Linked DNA regions of Homo sapiens: region 2 is linked to region 1. The links are chromatin loops, found by intact Hi-C in ENCODE. Cell type or tissue: psoas muscle. All regions are shown on one strand.

Evidence for each region. Hi-C counts contacts between places; a loop is a spot of excess contacts. Peaks named below come from ENCODE experiments on the same cell type or tissue, not always from the same donor. Only the 100,000 strongest peaks of a DNase experiment are listed, where the experiment ranks them.
Region 2: it touches region 1 in a loop (2.6-fold over the local background); 9 of 110 quality-filtered maps call a loop at or near these places.

The regions. Positions count from the first base shown.
Region 1 is chr12:102,426,225-102,428,724 of GRCh38, reverse strand. All of the region lies in intron 2 of IGF1 (insulin like growth factor 1), which reads left to right. All of the region lies in intron 10 of LINC02456 (long intergenic non-protein coding RNA 2456), which reads right to left. Among named protein-coding and RNA genes, the nearest start is that of IGF1, 53 kb to the left of the region's middle. In psoas muscle, no CTCF peak of the experiment used is centred here; a DNase peak (open chromatin) is centred at 974; H3K4me3 peaks cover 803 bases; H3K27ac peaks cover 2,500 bases.
Region 2 is chr12:102,476,283-102,478,782 of GRCh38, reverse strand. All of the region lies in intron 1 of IGF1 (insulin like growth factor 1), which reads left to right. LINC02456 (long intergenic non-protein coding RNA 2456) reads right to left here. Exons shown (of 13, transcript XR_007063427.1): 11 at 1-2,500. Among named protein-coding and RNA genes, the nearest start is that of IGF1, 3.0 kb to the left of the region's middle. In psoas muscle, no CTCF peak of the experiment used is centred here; no DNase peak of the experiment used is centred here; H3K4me3 peaks cover 2,429 bases; H3K27ac peaks cover 937 bases.

The sequences.
Region 1 (2,500 bases):
CTGGGGCCGAAAGAGTCATTTGTTTACCTTATGAAGATGCGGCTTTGTGAAGAATAAAAGTAAAAGGCCATGCCCAAGGATTATTAGAAAGACTCTTCTCATACTAATTCTCATTTCTGAGTGCCCACAGAAGTGAGGGCCATCTCTCTTTCCTTAGGACTCCGGTTTTCAAAATGTAGTTTGATTCTATCACCTGCTTCAAATGACTCTCTAAAGGGCTCTTTGTGCCCTACCTTGAGCTGGCTTCTGCAATCCATATGGATGGGCTTGTCTCCTTCCCCTAATCAAGCCCAACTCCAAATTAGACATTTTCCTTCATCAGACTCAACACTGATCCCTGCTTTCCTTAAATTCAGCTTATACATCTTGTTTACATCCAAAATTAAATCTAAAAAAGAGAAAACTCTTGGTTTTCTCATCAAACTTCTCTTCACTACTATACTCCCCTATTATTAGCTAGAAACATTAATATGCCATATATATATATACACATTATTGATTACAAAGTGGGTCGTTCATGACCATCTGGATATTTAGGGTCATCTTTTTAGAAGGGGTGCTTGATATTATCTAGCACATTTGGTTGTTTACATGAGAAACTGAATCTCAGAGAATTTGGGTGACTTGTGCATCCACACAGAGGATTTGGGGCTGTAATCCAATGTTGTTTTCAATATACCATATTGCCTTGTTTTTATTCCCTCTCTGCATATGGCACTGTGCTAGGTGCTATAGAAACATTCCCCAGGACCTCTCAATCCAAGAACAACACTGTTGATACACCAGCATGAAAGGGACATCACACACAACCCAACTGGCACTCAAGTCTGCACCATGCAGTTATTTATATCATGTAACACCAAACCATCTCCTCCCACTCGCCCTCCCTCCTTCCCTCTCTCCTGTGTTCAATCTGTCGCTGACTCTGGCTGCTCCCTTCTCTGCGACAGTGCCAAGAGCTGTTTCTGCTGCTGTAGAGGCTGTCTTCCAACAGTTTACTCCCTGATGCAGGCCCGGATGCCTCTCTTTAAGGAGCGTCCACCTCCCAACACTCTCCCTCCAGACACGCCAGACTGCCCTGGCAGCCGCCACCCCTTCACCTGCCATCCTGGCCATGTCACTCCCACCCCTGGGACAAGGTCCAGATGTGCCCTGAGCAAAAAACAGGTCCCTGAGTGAGGAGACTAATGGGGTGCAGGGCCCCTGAGAACAGAGGGCAGGTGCCAAGTTACAAAGAAAAAAAGAAATGAAAGACTTTAGAGAGAAACTAAAAATAAAGAGAATGTGTTTTAATATCCCTTTGGCTGATTCATCTTTCTGTGGCACCAGAAAGAGGGCGTTACCCTCGACTCACGAATGCCTTATGTTTTGTTACAAGGCCTCTCTTCCCACATCTGAAAGAGTAAAATAACAATAAGAGTGTAAGTACAGGAGATAATGCTGGTGGCATAGCTACAATCTCCAAGCTGGAGCCAGTCTCAGCTTACAGTTGTGTCAGTCTTTCTAAAAAAAAGAAAAAAAAATGAGACAGCTAAGGCCCACGTATGCGATTCCTCAACATCCCTTCTTATTCTTTCTCTGGCAGTTTTCATCTTATTCAGGCATGGGTCCAAGATGGAGTAGTGATTAAGCGGCCTGGTGACACTGTATACTGGGTAACTGCTTATTCCCAAAGCATGGCTGGCAGGAGAGGGAGCCCTGGTTTTCAGTCATTCCAGGGAGGAAATGAAATGCTAATACCTAGCCTACCGTAAACTCCACAGTGGCATAAGCCTTGCTCAAAAGTACATCAGTGAATAAAAAGAATGTCAAAGGCTGTCAGTAGCAGAAGAGGAAAGGAAATAGGAAAAGAAGAGAACAGAATGAGATGAGACATGAAGTAGAGAGAGATGAGAGAAATACTATGCTGGGTGAAAGTGATTGGGAAACCATTTCTGACCATGTATTTCACCACACTCATCCCAGGCCTTGCAGCATTGTTTTGAAATAAGAAGCATTGATATTAATACCAAAAAGCCAATGATTTTAACCAGTGGATTATTTGGGACAAATCAAAGGTAACAAGGGGTCAAGATAAGCCCATACGCCTTATTTGACTTGATTGAAAGATTCATTCTCATAGTGTCTATTCTAGATTAAAACTATTCAGACCAGTCTATACAACATAAAGTTTGGACATTCTTTCAAGAGAACAGCCTTTCATTTACTTTAGTGAATAACAATATCTAGAAAGGCCATCTGCTTCGACCAAACTTTGGAAAGGATGCATTTTTAAGATTAATGGAGGAAGAGGATACCTGCCCAACTAGCTATGTTAACCAATTCAACACCATAATAATAATTGTCAACATTTATATAGTTTACCATATACCAGCCATTGTGCAAAACACTTTGCATACATTCTCACTTAATCTTCATGCCAGTCCTGGGAGGTACTCTTATATATCCTTTTTACATATGAGGACCTGAATCTTAGAAGGTTGAGTCCTTTGCCAAATGA
Region 2 (2,500 bases), 50 kb before region 1:
CTGGGCTGCTACAATAGGCATACAATGGAAATAGGTGGCTTGACTGGGGGGAAAAGATTGACTTAAATCCCAGCTGTGCAATTTGTTCATTGTTTCAATGGACAAAAGGCAGTTTACCCAGGCTCATAATAGCATACCTGCCTGGGTGTCCAAATGTAACTAGATGCTTTCACAAACCCCACCCACAAAGCAGCACATGTTTTTAAGACTTCAGTTTTCTATTCACATCGGCCTCATAATACCCACCCTGACCTGCTGTAAAAGACCTGGAACAAACAAAAATGATTACACCTACAGTGAGTATTTTCTTATGACTGTTGCCCTCAAATTTTACAGGGCATTTTCATTGTGGCCCAGACATCTGGAATCAATTAATATTCCATTTATCTAAGATTAAAAAAAAAAGAACTTTTAAAATTTGGGTTTGTGAATGATTTTTGAGAAAGTGTTTTCTGATTTTTTTTTCTTTTTTTCTCATGTCTTTCTGATTCTTCCCTTTTTTTTCTATCATATCTTTCCTTTCTCTCTATTGATTTCTTTTGTGTTTGGCAAAATAAAAGGCCAAGGAAATAATGAACATATGGGACCACTTGTTTCACACTTTAAACTCCTAAGCAAGTTCGGTATTGTTTTCATTTGTGGGAACATAAAATTCTCTGGTTCTCTGTGGGTGTACTGGACTGTTCCCTACACTAAAGGAAAATGCACTAGAGGTTCTGTCTTGTCCTAGAACTGTAAGTACTGAGATTTATCTGACAATATAACTCAGCAAAAAAAAAAAAAAAGAAAAAGAGAAATCTATTTAAAAAAAATCTTAAATTCTTAAGTTCCAGAGACTTATATGTATCGCTGCACTTAAATGTGTTATACTAGAACTATTAAAAATATAGTTTTGACATCTAATGAAGTTTGAAATTCACTAAGGCTATAACTTGAGTAATTTTTTTCCCTGGATTTCACAAAAACTGAAGAACTTGAAGGCATCTACAGTTGCAGGTGCTTAGCCTTCAGCATTGCTATGAACGCAACAAAGAAGGGAGGGGTGGAGAAATAGGATTCGGTAGAATAACATACTTTCTAGAACTGGCCCATTCCCGCAGTGTGGGGGTATGCTCTGCAAGATCAATCACAGGTTTGTTCTTTTGAAAAATGCCACGAGGTCCAGGTGGGTTGGATTTGTTGAGGTTTCCAATGGAAATATTGAACAGGAAAACCCCACTAATTTTACAACCAAAAAAAAAAAAAAATGAGAACTGGATGATAACATGCTTCTTCCAGTCCCAGTGTTTTGGGCTATGTAGGGGGTGGAAGATTTCCATGCGGAGATCTTGTTGAGAAAAATGCAGTAAATGTTCAGTTGAGCTTTTACCTCCTCTTCTATTTTATGTCCATTATTTATGATCATTTGCAAATAGAGGGCGCTTTTCATCTTCAACTGCTTTACAACCATTAACTGAATATTTATATTTTGTTAACGAGAGACAGGGGTTTTGGTTTTTTTTTTTTTTCCTCAGTTGCTGAGGTGAAGGTCTGACTACAAAAAATGGAAATCATCATTAGAATGATGGGGAAAATTTTGCCACTGATATAGAGCCACTAAATTGAGAGTCCATGGAGGGCAAGGAGGGTAGTCAGAAAATAAATGACTGTTTCTCCAAAAGTGATGGGGTTGAATGGACCTGCCACTACTCTGAGGTTCAAAAAAAATGCTCTTCTTATAATTATAGCTTCCAGCATGACTCCACAACCCTTTTAATAGCGCCCCTCACCTAACACCCTGTCAGGGACTCTTCCCATGATGCTGAAAGTAGATGCATCTGAGAGAAGTGAAGCCACTCACCTTGAGAGGCTTCTTGGAAAAAGCCACATCTTTGTGCCACAAGTAACAATATGGAAAAACTTAATGATCATCTTAGCATGGTTTCTACTACTTAGAGTGAGGATGAAGACTTGAGCCACAGGACTGCTGCTTTTGGCAAGGCTGCCGTTTGGCAGTCTATCATTGACTAAGTCATGCCAACCAGGGGTCCCTTGGTATATTTTGCTATAAAATAGATACAGTGACACATAAGTCCCTCCAAGAGATGAAGCCATAATTCCTGTGACTAAAAATAAAATAAAAGATTTTTGCCAGTTTGAGCCCAGTGCCCTATACACAGAAGGGATTCTCAACACGTGTTGATTTGATATTGGACTTGAGGCCAGGGACTTTAGAATACAGGAGTGGTTTCTATTTGAGCCAATTTCATTCTTCGATTCTCATATTTTTTTCTGTTTCTGTTATTTTCTTCTATTTGTGGTTGTGTCAACTGCTGATATGCCCCAGGTAAGGAATCAGTCTCTCTCTCTCTCTCTCTCTCTCTCTCTCTCTCATATTGAGGAAACAAAACAAAAACAAAACCCTGTGATGATATATAGTATTGTCAAAAGCCATTTTTTGGCCATAGTAAATTATTTTTAGTCAAAAATAGGGAATGATGTTTTGGTTAAAAATATTCTG